3 separate regions of the Homo sapiens genome follow, and all the other regions are linked to region 3. A link is an interaction called in ENCODE POLR2A ChIA-PET data of the cell type or tissue named here. Cell type or tissue: MCF 10A. All regions are shown on one strand. Each heading gives the region's core, and the rest is flanking DNA. Links, peaks and the distances in the headings are about the cores only.

Region 1 (5,445 bases), core at 722-4,721, 86 kb before region 3:
ATCGTCTCAGGCCTCATCACATACCTACTGAATCAAAATCTGCATTTTAACAAAATTCCCTAAGTGGTCCATATGTTCAATAAAGTTTGAGACCTAGTGGCCTAAAATATATCATTGCTGTGTTCCACTTTTGCTTCTGAGGAACACGGGATAGATTATTTTGGCCAGTAGTGGTAGGCCACCACTGAGCACTTTTTATTAGCAAATAGACCATGGCTGCGTATCTCTCTCTGATTATCTATAATATCATAGAAGTAGTTGCTACAGTAATCAGGACTCTATGCTAGTAAAGCTTAACTTCCACATCATCATTATACCAAGGAGGGTGCAGAATGTAATACACTATCACTTTTACTTGTCTGCTTTATCTATTGAAGACTGGATCCATCTGATTCAAATTGAATGAGTGAAATTTTCCTCAAAGTAAATATGGTCTTTGTGAAACTATTTATCCTGGTTTCCAGAAATTACAAATTTCTCTAATTATAATTAGGGAAATTGAGTGCTTTTTCTCGTTTCTGTAGCGTGTGGCTGGATTTTCAGAGTTAAATCTGTGAGATATTATTGTAACAGTACATTCTTCTGAATAGATTTTCATAGCATTTTTGTCATTTGTTCATTTCCTCATTCACTTGCTCATTTAACTAACATTTATTAAATGCCTAACACATGCTAGGCACTATGTTGAACTAGGGATGCAAGGGCGAACAGCACACAGTGTATGTTGTGGAAGGTGCTTGGGGAGAGACAACAAGCTTTTTGGAAAATGTGAATAGTTCTGTATGCCTGGAGTTTGGCATTCAGAGGGGATGTGGTGAGAAATGAAGTTGGAAAGAAAGGGAAGATGCAGATTCTGAAGAACTTTCTAGTGCTGTGTTAAGGAGTTTGAGCTTCATTTTGCAGCAGAGGCAACACTACTGAGGCAGTGAATTTCAAAGTAAGAGTTGCAACCCATGAATGAGTCATGAAGTCATTTGGTGAGTCAATATTAGCAGTTTTACAAAATGGAAATACAGTGGAATAGAAAATATCAAAGAGCATTACTGTAGTAAAAATTTTGGATACGTGTGTGTGTGAGATGATCATGGTCAAAACCACTACTATCAGGGGAGTCAGGCTACCCAGGGGAACCAGGCAAGCACAGTTGACCTAAAAAAAAATTAAACCCATCAGAACTCAGCAGTATCATAATCCTGGTCCATCGAAGTGATAATGCTTTGTTCTAGCCAGCTCTCAGAATTGGGATACTAAACTGGAAGAATCGGTGTTTGCAATTTATAAGGAACACAACTAAATGAAAAAATGATTTACCTGTGGTTAGCTTCTAAGAAAGTACTAAGTTTTTATCCATCTTGTAATGTCTGTATGTAGGTGAGCCTATGACAAAGGCAAACCATTTTACATTAGATTACACTGAAAGGTGTAAGTGGTGACAGAGCAGAATCACTATCATCTTATATATGATTTCTGCCTAGGGCTACATAGCTCTCTGACTGTTTTTGTTACTGTAGTAAACACAGTTACTGAAAGCAAATTTGTCGTGTACTCATTGTACACAATAAATTTTAATTTTGGACTGTGTTATGTGCAGAGATTACTAACTCATAATAGAGGAACTCTGTTGCTCAAAAAATGTTTGAGAAATGTTACCCCAATAAGATCTGAAAAAAATAATAGTGTTTAGAAAAACGAGGTGGGAAAGGAGCAGGGTCACATGCAAGTTACAGAGATGAGATATAGAAAAGAAGGAAAATGGTGATAATAAGCCGTATTAGTCAGGGTTCCCTAGAGGAACAGAACTAATAGGAGAGAGATATATATATACACACACACACATACACACACACATATACACACACACACTCCTATATATATATATACACTCCCATATATACACACAAATATATATATACACACACATATATACACACACACACATACACACATATATACACACATATATACACACACATATATATATATACACATATATATACACACACACACATATATATATGAGTTTACTAAGTATTAACTTACACAATCACAAGGTCTCACAATAGGCTGTCTGCAAGCTTGAGGAGCAAGGAGAGCCAGTCCGAGTCTCAAAACTGAAGGACTTGGAGTCTGATGTTCAAAGGCAGGAAGCTTCCAGCATGGGAGAAAGATGCAGGCTGGGAGACTGGGCCAGTCTCGCCTTTTCAAGTTTTTTCTGCCTGCTTTATATTCACTGGCAGCTGATTAGATTGTGCCCACCAGATTAAAGGTGGGTCTGCCTTTTCCAGTCCACTGACTCAAATGTTAATCCCTTTTGGCAACACCCTCACAAAGACACCCAGGGAGAGTACTTTGCATCCTTCAATCCAATCAAGTTGACAGTATTAACCATCACATCAGCTGTCTTCCAAACCTAAACATATGTATAGGTAGAGAATAGAGTTCTATTAATCTGGCAGGTAATGAAGCAATTTAAAAGAGGTCATATTGGTGCTTCCAAACCATTGAAACACCTTGAATACTTACTTCCTTTGTAAGGCCTATTCTCTACACTAATTGTGGAAAACCTGGGATTTGGGGGATGCATTTCCATAGTGGTTACAAACACAGACTCTGGAGCCAGACTATTTGTCTTCATCCCTTACTGGATATACACATGACCCTGGACAAGTTACTTTATTCCTCATTTATCCCTCATACAAGCAGAAATAATAATATCACCTATCTTTTAGTGTTGTCAAGACAGTCTATGAGTTGATGGTGTTAATGCTTATTAGATCAGTACCTAGCACATGGTAACTGCTCAAGAAATGTTCCTACAGTGGAAATTAGTTTTATAACTTAGAACATTGTGATCAGTGTGGCTCAGCCATGATCAAGGACATTTCTGGCAAGCTTATGTCATAAATAAGGACAAAAGAAGAGATAGAGCAGGAAAGAGTAAAGAGGCAATTTCATGCTGTTGCAAAACACCACAAGTTTATGAGAGCAGTGCAGGGAAAGAGATGAAAGATGAGTCATCTATAAAACACAAACTTCCCTTCCCCCAACTATTCTGTTAAGAATAAAGAAAATGATTCAGAAACAAAGAAATAATAGAAGAGAAAACAAAACAAAAATTAATAAATAAAATATGTATGGAAGTTGGAATTCTTTTCAGTTATCATTTATTTGAACATTATCAGATAGCCAATGGTATGCTTGTGCTAGTTTGTACCAGCCCATGAGAGCTGATTGTGTACATCTCTTCTGAACTCCACATTCATTGATATTGTGTTGGTAGTTTTGAAATTGGCTCTGTCAGGAGTATTTACATCAGAAAAATTAGCTAACATTACAAAGCAAGGTCTTTTTAACTTGGAGAGCTGCTTGTTAACATTTACCAGTCTACCAGTGTAGGTATCTCTTATAATGTTGACAATAAGCAATAAACAACATTCTAGGTATTACCTGCTATTATTACTTTAAGGCATGGTTTTCTTTTGTCATCTCACAATCAACTTTAACCCAGATTTTTGCTTTTTTAAAAAGTATTTTGACTATATTCAAAAAGAATTGCTTTGAATACTACTTTGTAATTTTATGGTTATTTGTGAGATATTGTTTCATGTCTAGTCTCCTTCTAGGAAGAGGAGGTGGGAGAGTATATATGTTGCACAGCCTGTATTTAAAGAGCCTGGAGTAGTGTATGACCCATAGGTGAGTGAATGAACAAATATGTGAATGAAAGAGAAGATAGAATATAAAATAAATCTGAGTGAAAGACAAAGAATATCCTCTCCCCCTGAAGCCCCTTAACCTCTTCAGTTGGAAGCAGTGTTAGAAACGTAGACCTTGAAGTGAGGGCTCTCTCTCAAATCCATTCTCTGGCCTATTTGGTTCTTAAGCTTTGCTGCCTATTTAAATCACCTGGGAACTTTAAAAAGCTTAAGTCCCCAAGCATGCCCTAAAATTCACAATCTTTCAGAGTGGATCTAAATATCAATTTCTTTTAAAGCTCCCAGGTTATTCCAACATATAGCTAAGTCAAGAACCAGTGCTTTCTAGGACCTGGAATCTGGCGCTACGTCTTAGAATTCCCAGTGTAGGGGAAGGGAGTTGAATTGGGAGGGAATCTGAATATCTGCCTTTGAGCGACTGCTGAAAATGTAACTGGTAGTTACTGTTTGGATCAGCAGATAGGGAGTGGTCTGAATTCCTGGTTACGGCTTTAAATTTTTTTTTATTTTACCTTATCTCTGTTGCAGAAATATTCGACTGCCTTCTTTCTTTCTCTCCTTTCCACCCCCTACGTTCTTGACTATTCTTGCTTTCATGCTCTCTCTTAGGATCTCAGGTCCATGGCATTTAATTAATAATATGCTATCATTATCATATGGGCAATGATCCTCTCTTGTCTGCCAAGGAATGCAGACAACCTCTAGAAACTAGAAAAGGCAAGGAAATGAATTCTCCCCTAGAGCCTCTAGAAAGAACACAGCCCTGTTGACCCATTTCAAATTTCTGACCTCCATAATTGTAACATATAGATTAGTGTTGTTTTAAGTCACTAAGATTGTGGTACTTTGTTACAGCACCAGTAGGAAACTAATACAAACACCCTGTGCATTAGTATAGAGTAACTCTTTATTTAGGTTTTGTTTGATATTATTCTTTGCTAACGGAAACCTGGTATGATCAAGGTATTGTGTGGGCATATTCTTCAAGAAAGAATAGACCCCCTCTCAGCCCTAGTGGAGCCAAGCAGTAGGATTCAGAGACCCTGGACAAGACCCAGGACTATGCTGGCTTCAGGTGTGACCCAGCATAGTGCCAGCTATGGAGGCCATGAGAGTGCTTGCATCACTTCTCCCCTAGTTCCAGGCAGCCCATAATGGAGAATATCCTTCTGATTAGGGGAAAGAGAGAGAGAGGAGAGCTGGAGACTTTGTCTGGTAGCTCAGGGATTCTTCCTTATCTTACCCAAGTCCATCAGAGCAGTGTACCTAGGAGTCTGCAGTACTCTTAGGCTGCCCCCTAGTACTGATAAGACTGCAGTGACCACAGGCTTAGATCATGACACTCAATCTCTTTTGAATACGTGGAAAGCCCTTTCAAGAATGATAGGTACAAACAAGCCCAGACTGTGAAGACTGGAATAAATACTGAACTCTTCAATGCCCAGGATTGACAAATGTTCACAAACATCAAGAAAATATGACTTCACCAAATGAACTAAATAAGGCACCAGTGACCAGTCCTGGAGTGACAGAGATTTGTGACCTTTCAGACAGGGAATTCAAAATAACTGTTCTGAGGAAGCTCAAAGAAGCTCAAGATAACACAGAGAAGGAATTCAGAATTGTATCAGAGAAATTTAACAAAGAGATTGAAATAATTTTTTAAAAATTAAGCAACATTGGAACACCCAGATACATAAAACAAATGTTATTAGAGCTAAAGACAGAG
Region 2 (5,445 bases), core at 722-4,721, 110 kb before region 3:
ATTGCCATTTAACATAGTAAACTGTGTACTCCAACCATTGCAGTTAGGCAAAAAATAAAAAAAAAAAAAAACAAAAGAAAACAAAAACAACAACCAAACAAACAACAGCTAAAACCAGAAATAAAGAGCATACAAATCAGAAAGGAAGAAATAAAACTGTCTTTCTTCTCAGATAATGTGATTGTCTATGCAAGAAATCTACCAAAAAACCCTCTGTATTAGTCCATTTTCACACTGCTGATAAAGACATACCCAAGACTGGGCAATTTACAAAAGAAAGAGGTTTACTGGATTTACAGTCCCACATGGCTGGGAAGACCTCACAATCAAGGTGGAAGGCAAGGAGGAATAGGTCACATCTTACATAGATGGCAGCAGGCAAAGAGAGAACTTGTGCAGAGAAACTGCTGTTTTTAAAACCATCAGATCTCATGAGACCCATTCACTATCATGAGAACATCGTGGAAAGACCCACCCCCATGATTCAATCATCTCCCACTGGTCCCTCCCACAACACATGGGAATTATGGGAGCTACAAGATGAGATTTGGGTGGGGACACAGAGCCAAATCATATCAACCTCCTAATAAAATTAAGTGAATTCATCAACATTGGAGGAATCAAGATCAACATACGAAATAAATTGGATTTCTGCATACTAGTAATGAACACATGGAACCAAAAATTAGAAATTCAGTACAGTACCGTGTACAAATGTCCGCCCAAAATGAAATACTTAGGTGCAAATCTAAAAATATGTACAGGACTTACATGCTGAAAACTGTAAAATGCCTTTGAAATAAATCAAAGATGTAAATTTATGGAAAGACATTCTTCTCATGGATTGAAAAACTCAACCTAGTAAATATGTCAATTTCTATCAAAATCCCAGCAAGGTTTTTTGTAGACATAGACAAGTTGATTGTAAAATGTATATGAATAGGCACAGGTCCTAGAATAGTTACAATAATTTTGAAAAATAAGAATGAAGTATGAGAAATCATGCTACCTGATTTCAAAACTTATTATATAGCTACAGTAGTCAAGAATGTGGAGGATAGACACATAGATCAATTCAACAGAATAGAGAGCCCAAAACATAAAATGTAAAACTATAACACTTTTAGAAAAATACCTAAGAGAAAGTTTTTGAGAAATAGGCTTTGGTGAAGTTAGACTGAACACTAAAAGCTATCTATAAAAGAAAATATTGATAAATATGACTTCACTAAAACTAAAAGCTGTTCTGTGAAAGTCCCTGTTAAGAAGATAAATAACAAGCTACAGACTGGAAGAACATATTTGCAAACCGTTTACTAACAAAGGACTTGTATGTAGAATATAAAAAGAACTTTCAACAGCAAATAAACTAAACCATGCAATTAGAAACGGACAAAACACATGGAAAGACATTTCACCAAAGAAGATTCAAGGACGGCAAATAAGCACATGAGATGTTCAATATTACTTGCCATTAGGTAAATGTAAATTAAGGCCCTAAAGAGATATCACTACAGATCTATTAGAATAGCTTAAAAAAAAAAAGCAGCAAAACCAAATGCTGGCAAGGATGTGGAGAAACGTAACTTCTCATGCATTGATGGTAGAGATGGAGACTTGTACAGCCACTCTGAAAAGTAGTCAATCTCTTTAAAAATTAAATATACACATTACAGATTCAATAATCAAAACTTTTGGCATTTCCTATAGAAAGGAAAACTATGTTCACACAAAAACCTGTACATGATTCTTTATAGCAGCTTTATTTTTAATAGCTCAAAATGGTAATCAACCAAAATGTTCTACAAGAGGTGGATGGTTAAATAAACGGTGATACAGCCTCAGCAATAAAAAGAAACAGCCATTAATACATGCAACAACTTGGATGGATTTAAAGGGCATTAGGCTGAGCGAAGAAAATTCAATATCAAAAGGCAGCATATTGTATGATTTCCCTTACGTAATGTTCTGACAAAAGTTAAGAGAGAACATATTAGTGGTTGCCAGGAGTTAGAGATGGTGGAGGGAGGGGCTAGGTGTGAGTATAAAAAGCACCAGGGAGATTTTTGTGGTGATAGAAGAGTTTGTATCCTGACGGTTACGGGAATCTACACTTGAGATAAAAACATGCAAACACTGTACCTGTGTCAAATTCCTGGTTTTGTATTGTTCCGTAGTTAAATAAGATGTAATGAATGAAAGAAACTGGGTGAAGGGTGGGTACGCAGGATCTTTCTGTATTATCTTTGCCATTTCCCAAGTTCTATATTTTAACTATCTTAATTATTTTTCAATACAGAAAATAATTTAAAATAAGCCCTATTTGCCTTGGGTAGTTGTGGCTCCCATTATTACGCAAGAGGAGAAACTTGAAACTGTGGAACCCCCCAATACCCAGTTTCACATACAAGCATTACCTGACTGGGGCCATGCCCTGAGAAAGGCGCTGGGCGGCAGCAAGTTGGTGAGCCAGGGAAGTCTTCCCTCGCCCTGAGGGTGCGGGGAAGCGGCGTTGGCGCCACTGAAGCTGGGTGTGAGGGAGGCGTCACCGAGTTCAGCCCCACCCTCCACCGCTCCCCAAGCGGGTCCGGCGTCCGCATCGCATGGCCAGAAGGCGGGGAGCCAGAGGCGCCAGGACCCTCGCGTGGCGCTCCAGCACCCCAGACCGTGGCGGCGCCTCGCCTTAGGGAAGAGCAAGGGAAGAACTTTATTTGAACCGCGAACATTTTTTGGTCACTGAGATCGAGTCTCCCAGTGCTTTGGCTTCCCGCCTCTTTATCGTGGGTTTGATCCCTGAGCTGCTCTCCTTTCCCGAACCTCCCGGGGTGCAGCCTAGAGCCCTCCCGCGCGGCTGACTCCAGAGTAGAGGAAGGGAGGCGGCCTCCGGCTGGTCCCCCGAAGCCCTCGCTGCCCCGCAGATGCGGATGGCCAGCCAGTAGCGGGCGGTGGCCCCGCGTCCCGGGAGCGCACAGCAATGCAGGCGCTTAACATTACCCCGGAGCAGTTCTCTCGGCTGCTGCGGGACCACAACCTGACGCGGGAGCAGTTCATCGCTCTGTACCGGCTGCGACCGCTCGTCTACACCCCAGAGCTGCCGGGACGCGCCAAGCTGGCCCTCGTGCTCACCGGCGTGCTCATCTTCGCCCTGGCGCTCTTTGGCAATGCTCTGGTGTTCTACGTGGTGACCCGCAGCAAGGCCATGCGCACCGTCACCAACATCTTTATCTGCTCCTTGGCGCTCAGTGACCTGCTCATCACCTTCTTCTGCATTCCCGTCACCATGCTCCAGAACATTTCCGACAACTGGCTGGGGGGTAAGAGTCGCGCCCCGCTCCTTCGCTCCTTCTCTCTTAACCCTCTGCCTTTCAGGGGATCTCTCTCTCTCTCTCTCTCTCTCTCTCTCTCTCTCTCTCTCTCTCTCTCTCTCTCTCTCTCCTCTCTCGTCTGTCTGTCTCTCTCTCGTCTGTCTCTTCCTTACACTTCTCTGTCAAATGAATCCGGTGCTCTTTCTTAGAACTTCGCCACCTGTGTTCACCTGGACATAAGTTCTTTTGGCCGCCTCTGATTCCCCTCCAGTGCTTCCTCCTTGTGGCTTAGAGACATAGGTTGGGGAAAAGCTTCGGAAAGGTCCCGAGCAGTGAGGCAGGAAGTCGCACCCCTCGCCACTTATTTCAGCTCCCTTTCCCGTCATTACCAGGTTTTTCTCCCCTAGTTTTCTTACTAAAAGTGAGATAAAAATATTTCAAATAATTAAACCAAAGTTAAAAATCTCATTTCCTCATTCCCCCACCCTCCAGCCTCACTTCCCAGTTGCTTGCAGACAGCTTCTTGTACCTATGAGCATAAAACAAATATAATTCATGTGCAGAAAAAATATATTGAACTAGTCCTTTTAAAAACTGTATTAAGTGTCATGCAGGAAGAAGGAACACAGAAAACTGATGCCCTCCTATTATAAAAGAAGAGATAACATTCTCCTCCTTCCGTATAATGGGGGAAAAAAAATGACAGAGGAGAGGTGGAGTCACTGAGTTGGGAGCAGTGTGTGGAGGTTGGAAAAAAAGATATATTTCTTGAGATGATCCAGCTTTTCCAAGAACACAGCTGGAGAATGCCCTGGTGTAAACCCAGGAGCAGTAGTGTGTTGTATTCTCACCAGTGCTTAAGGTGCACCATGGGCCTCCCCTTTTTCACGGTTGGGTGTATTCTTGTGGCCACATCAAAATGGTTAGAAATGTAAGAGAAATAGATCATTATGCCTTCAATCTCTGCTATTTCTATCCCATTACTAATTCTCTTAAACTCATGGAGGGTGTTTCATCCTACCATTACCAATTTGAGATCGTGAGCATTGCTTTTTTTCTCATTAGCTTAAACTGAGTTTGCTGTTAGTCAGTCAGAATGTTAAAGTCCTTGATTCTTATCAATCTATAATGTAAATATTTTCAAAAAAGCATTAAACATTGAGTACAGAGCATTGACTTGAAAGTAATACACAATGTGGAAAGTAAGACCTTGATTTATGGATTAGAGACTTTCTTATGCACTCTGATGCAGTAATTGTATTTGGGCATTTTAAAGTTGCTCAGTGCAACTAACTCCATAAAATTAATGGGGTATTTTTTGATCATCATACGGAACTTGGTTTTTGGGGAAAAGCACATGAGTTTTCATTTCTAAATGTTTGTGAAAGCAGATTTATGAGGCTTCTTTGTGCTGGGGATGATTATAGCTCCATTTGTAAAGGTGAAAATAATTATGCAAAGTGGGATTTTATGGTGGGGATCAAAAGAACTGGATTACTATTTTGGCTGTAATACATGTTAATTTAGTATGTCTGGGTCTCAATTTTTCAGTAAAATATTAGGGATTAGAGAAGTTTGAAAGTGCAGTGAGTCTGGCCAGGCGTGGTGGCTCACGCCTGTAATCCCAACACTTTGGGAGGCCGAGGCGGGCGGATCACGAGGTCATGAGATCGAGACCATTCTGGCTAACACGGTGAAACCCCGTCTCTACTAAAAATACAAACAACAACAAAAAATTAGCCGGGCATCGTGGCACGCACCTATAGTCCCAGCTGCTCAGGAGGTTGAGGCAGGAGACTTGGCTTGACCCCGGGAGGCAGAGGTTGTAGTGAGCCGAGATCACGCTACTGCACTCCAACCTGGGTGACAGAGCAAGACTCCGTCTCAAAAAAAAAAAAAAAAAAAAAAAGTGCAGTGAGCCAGATCTTTAGCTCCAGTTCATGTTGGGGAATCATGGCCAAGAAAGGCCATATGGTGCATCTTCCATCCTCAGGGCTTATTTGGGCACTGCCAAGGTTTTTCTCAAGTTTTCTTTTCTCCCTGCTTCTTACTTCATGGAGAACATTTCACTTTAGCTTCTAAATACTGAAGGAGAGTAATATATTGCTCATTTATTTTATAGGGTTAGTGTGAGAATAAA
Region 3 (5,445 bases), core at 864-4,863:
ATATGGAGGACAAAGAAAGCAGCACATTTGAAATCCTGGTAAGATAAATTATGATGCATTTTTGGAAATTGAAGCAATCCAATATGTCTGGAGAAGCTAATTTTACGTGGTAAGTGGCTTTGGAGGGCATGGAATATGATGAGACCAGGGAGGTATTTGGGTTGTATCCTGTGGTCCTTTATAGCAAGTTAAGACTTGTTGAGTCTATTGTGAGGACCAATGGTAACTCTGGAAAGGCTAAGGGCAGGGATATAATAAAACCTTTAATATGTCAAAGAAAAGAAATCCTAGTTGCAGAGTAGCCAATGGTTTGGGGCTGAGACTGGGGGGTAAGCCGATCACGTACAAAGCTACAGCGCTAAGTCAGGTGAGAGATCATGATAGGCTGGCCTTACTAATGGCAGTGAAGATAAAAAGAAAGACATAGATTAACTCAGGAAATATTGAAGAAGAAAAACCGATTAATCACCGATTGGAAGTAATGGACAAAGGGAGAGAAAGGAGGATTTCCACATTTCTGACTCGGCTGGATGTGTGGTTGGTGATATGACTGCATGTGTTAGGGAACCAATTGAATTTGAATTTCTTTAGGAACCACCATTTACATATGTCTGGTTGACTGTGACTACACTGATCTGGAGTTGAGGGGCCAGGGGTGGGAATGGGGATATGGTCTCAATTGCCATGATGAATCTGGTCATTGTCAGCAAAGAAATGGGAACAGAAGCCATGAGAGAACACTGTTCTTTTAAGCCCTGACCCCAGAGAGTGCCCAAGGAGGTTGTTGGTGATCCTGAGGAAAGCAGACAATGGAGTGAAGGTGGCAGAAATCAGATCCACGTGGGCAAAGAAATGAATGTTAAATCAGGAAGTAAAGACAATAAAGGCAGGCAAACTCTTGCTAGAAATTTAGGAATTTAGGAGAGAGGTTGTTAAGTTGGTGTCTAGCTAGCTTTTTTTTTTGGTAGAAACAGGGTCTAGCTTTGTTTCCCAGGCTGGTCTTGAACTCTTGGTCTCAAACCATCCTCCTGCCTCAGCCTCCCAAAGCACTGGGTCATGCAGGCATAAACTATTGTCCCCAGCACAGCTTTTTTATTTTTTATTTTTAATAGGAAACATAGAAACTGAAACCCTTAGAATATGGTACTTTGTTAAGCAATCTGAACCCTTACTTGAGGTCTTTGTTGGCCTCTAGGGGACCTAACTCTGTGGAGAAAACTTAGCAGCTTTAAAGATGGTAGGGGGAAAAAAAATACTGAAGCCCTGATGCAGAGTATTACAATAAATTGCTTCTCACAGCTCTCATCCTCCTTTCCTGGACCTGGGAAACAGAGTGAAAACAAATCTTGTGAAGAACAAAGGAATGAGAAGCATGGATATTTTAATCTCTTGTTTCTTGTTAATTAAATAATCTTGTTTCATCTTGCACAGTCTTCTTCAGCTTAATAAAACATGATAATGATTACTTAGCTTTTAAAAAGCAGAAATTATAATCAATATTCTCAATAAAGAACTTGAGTAAACATTGGTTAAAAAAAAAGTGAGTACATTTTCTCTCCATGTATCAAGTCTTTGAAATGATCTTGTAGAAACTGAGCTGTGAGTTTGGGTAACACTTTTCTCATCTATTCCCAATCCTGGAATAGAATAATTAGCTCTAGGGGCTAGAACCCAATGGACAATTTTACCTACAGAAAAAGGAATGGAGCAAGTATTGCTATTACCTAAATATTTTTTAGAATAATATTTTACAGGAAATAAAGGGCAGTAAAATGATTTAGGCATATCTTTGTCTCTTATTATCTGAAATTTCCATGTCAGTGGAGAAAATGAATCAAGATATGCTTTGGTTTAGATGGTGGGACATGCAAAAATTTGGTAAATGCACTAAATATTGTGTTACAATGAATGAGTGAATGTTGCTTCATGTCCCAGGCAAAATAATCTTCAAGTAAGATCATAAGAAGTTATCTTAAGTGGATTTTGATATCTTTATTTTTATAATAATGAGAAAACCGAGATATATTTCCTTATGACCTAAAAATATCAATAATAAGAAATTTTATGTAGCTTAGAGACATATCAAGCTACAAGAAAGAATACATTTTAGGAAGAAGAAGAAGCAATTATTGTCTAATTTATAAATTAGAGTCATGTTTGCAAGTGTTCATTCAAAAAAAATTTTTTGAAAGCGACATAGCTTTTGCCTCTTTGCCTCTCTCTCTCTCTTTCTCTCTGCTTGTTCTTGGCATACATTCAACATTCTATGAGAAAGCCACCTGTAGAGGCCACATGTAAAGTTATACTGGCCACATAACTACCTGTGTGTGGTGAGCACAATGCGAGCTTCTGATGATTCAAGCCCCAGCCTTGAAGTCACTGAGCTTTGACATGCAGTGGATCAAATATAGGACCCTGCTTGTGGTCTGTCCAAATACAGGTGAGTAAAATACATGTTGTTTTAAGCTAAATGTTTTGGAGTGGTTTGTACGAAACAATAGAAAATGAGAACACACTAAGTAACCCTAAATTCAAGATAATAAATTACTTTTTCCTATTTGATAGAAAACATATATATTTTGATAGAAAACATATACGTTTCTGTTATCTTTTCCTCTCTGCATGAAAGGATATGTAGTCCTGTCTTTCTGTCTCATACACACACACTCTTTCTCTTATACACATCTGCCACATGCACGCTCACAGAGAAGTTCTAAGTTTTGCAACTACTTAAAGCTTGGGTCAAAACAAACCCTGAGATCAACCACAAAATAACTACCTGAATATAACTTGTTCCAGTAACAGGTAGCCCAACAGCATAAATGTGCTTCCCAACTCAAGCTATATGTTGATGACTTAAAGCTAAAAAACACATCTGGAGATGACACAGCTGATTGCAAATGACAGTAGGCTTAAGCGGACAGAGAGATGGTGTTTCCAGAAAACATTAGCATCCTGTTATGACTCACTATGTCCTCAGGCATGAGAAAGGTATGGTGTCAGTCCCTTATCTTTAGAATATTAGAGGCATTTTGTCCCTACTCAGCAACACTGAAAGAACAGATGACTAAGCAAAAAGAGTTGCAAGTAGCGCTGATTCTCCTGGCTGCATTCAGAAGCTCTCTAGTTATAATAATGTAAACATTTCCAGTAGTAAGAAAGAATTCAAGGTGAGTCACAGTTTACAATAAAGTTAAAATAGCTTATTAGAAACTACTCCAATCCAGAGTAGAGGGTCCTCAGAAAGCAAGAGGAGGAATACCCCTAACTCAAATGTAACACTTGCTTATGTTGGATATTAAAGATGAGAACAGTGTACTTTATTATAAAGGCTTGTGATTAGCTTGTGACAGACAATAATAATAATAATAATAATAGTGTAAACATATAATTTTCTCTATTTTTATCTGATGATCCTCAGTTTAAAGCAACAAATATTTATTTGGTTCTTCTTCTATGTCAGGCACTGTGCTAGGAACTTGGGTTACCATCCTGAACAAGGAACAACCCCTGGCTACATGAAACATGTATCCAAAAAAGAAACAGAAAAATATACAGGCAATCTCCATGTGGATGCTAAAGGCTACACTAGGGTGAAATACAGTGGTCTATGAGAGCCCAGAGAAGAGGCACTAAGCTAGCTTGAGAAGGGCTGGTTTCCAGGAAGACGTTATGGCAAAAGCGTAATCTGAATCCAGACCCGAAGGAAGCATAGGAAGTGAAGGGGAGGCAGTCAGGAATGTGTATAGATATTGGTTGCAGGGCAGGGTAGGGGACAGGCTGGAGGGAAGCTGTTTCATACAAAGGGCATAGGATGTCCGAAGGATCAGAAGCAAGACATTGCAACACTATCGGGGAATGAAAAGCTCAGTTTTCTTCCTTGTTTGGTTGGTTGGCTTAAAAAAATTTTTTTAAACAGTACGATGAAGAGAAGTGCTAATAGATGAGACTAGAGATGTGAGCCCCTGTCTAATTATGGAATATGAAAAAGTTTTCATTGGAGACCACTGAAGGAAGCTAAACCAGGGAGTAATATATCATATTTGTGCTTTAGAAAAAAAGCCACTCTGGTTTCACCATGAAAACCAAGTTAGAAGGGGCTACTAGAGCCAAACAAACAGAGTTACTGTTTTTCACACCCCTAAAGAGGAGAGCGCCCTCTGATAATTCCCTCAGTGCACCTCCTCCAGGTCCTGGGCTAAGGGTGATGGTGGCTTCTATGTCTGACACTCTCATAGTTTTCTGCGTGTGTCTGAGGACATCACGCCACCCTTTGTCAGCTTGTCTACCCAGCTCCTGGACAAGCACTTCAGCCTCAAGGCATGAACTTGGTGATTCATTTTCCCATCCCATATTTTATTTAAATCTGCTAACTCTCATAAATAAGGAATTAAAAAATAATTACCACGTTAAAGTTTAGATTTTATGTAACCAATAGAAAACAAAACAAAATAAATATTTTGATGCCTAATTTTTAGCAAGAAAAAGATAATATGCACAATGTTTAATGTTTTAAAGTTAATGTGTAGGCCGGGCACAGTGGCATAGGCCTGTAATCCCAGCACTTTGGGAGGCCGAGGCAGAAGGATCACTTGAGGTCAGGAGTTTGGGACCAGCCTGGCCGACATGGTGAAACCCTGTCTCCACTAAAATACGAAGATTAACTGGGTGTGGTGGTGGGCGTCTGTAATCCCAGCTACTCAGGAGGCTGAGGCAGAAGAATCCCTTGAACCTGGGAGGTGGAGGTTGCAGTGAGCCAAAATTGTGCCACAGCACTCCAGCCTGGGTGACAGAGCAAGACTCCCTCTCCAAAACAAAAACAAAACAAAACAAAACAAAAAAAACAAAAAAAAAACAAAAAACAGTTAATATGTATTATTTCTAAGCCCTAATTTCAAAATATCAAATCTATAGTCATTTTCTACAGTAATTTTATATAACTATCACTTTGTCAAATAAATTTAGAAACATCAGAAGTTATTATACCACACTTTTGAAGTCTATTTATAATGTTGATATTTAACTGACTCATTTATTTTGTGTTTTGAAACTGCTAAATTAAGAAATGGCTGATTTTGACATTTCTGAAAATGGAATCAGTGCAACAATTGTTGGGTTGACTAGGTGTGAGTCATGTATGCAGTGTTTCTGCAATGGAATTCAGGATGTACTTGAAGGCTGGTAAGGCTAGGTAAGGAGAGGACCCAAGGGGGGTCACCCTGTAGATGGATCACTTCTCAGTAGTGACTGTGGGCAATTACAATAGTCAATTTGTTTTGGTGGTTGGAAAACATTATCCTGACTCTATAAACCTAACATATAGGATTCTTTTATTTATTTATTTATTTTGAGACAGAGTCTCCATTTTGTTGCCCAGGCTGGAGTGCAATGAAACCATCTCAGCTCACTGCAACCTCTGACTCCCGGGTTCAAGCGATTCTCTTG

The links. Peaks named below come from ENCODE experiments on the same cell type or tissue, not always from the same donor. Only the 100,000 strongest peaks of a DNase experiment are listed, where the experiment ranks them.
Region 1: POLR2A ChIA-PET joins it to region 3 with 7 read pairs; 2 of 35 experiments call an interaction of 5 or more read pairs at or near these places.
Region 2: POLR2A ChIA-PET joins it to region 3 with 10 read pairs; 1 of 35 experiments calls an interaction of 5 or more read pairs at or near these places.

Annotation. Positions count from the first base shown.
Region 1 is chr4:121,356,197-121,361,641 of GRCh38, reverse strand. All of the region lies in intron 1 of QRFPR (pyroglutamylated RFamide peptide receptor), which reads left to right. Among named protein-coding and RNA genes, the nearest start is that of QRFPR, 22 kb to the left of the region's middle. In MCF 10A, for the core only: no CTCF peak of the experiment used is centred there; a DNase peak (open chromatin) is centred at 2,991.
Region 2 is chr4:121,378,177-121,383,621 of GRCh38, reverse strand. QRFPR (pyroglutamylated RFamide peptide receptor) reads left to right here and starts at 2,604. Exons shown (of 6, transcript NM_198179.3): 1 at 2,604-3,314. The coding sequence starts at 2,975. RefSeq lists an enhancer at 2,034-2,818. In MCF 10A, for the core only: CTCF peaks have their summits at 2,442 and 2,660; DNase peaks (open chromatin) are centred at 2,501, 3,131 and 3,561.
Region 3 is chr4:121,270,271-121,275,715 of GRCh38, reverse strand. No RefSeq gene overlaps it. Among named protein-coding and RNA genes, the nearest start is that of QRFPR, 110 kb to the left of the region's middle. In MCF 10A, for the core only: no CTCF peak of the experiment used is centred there; a DNase peak (open chromatin) is centred at 3,015.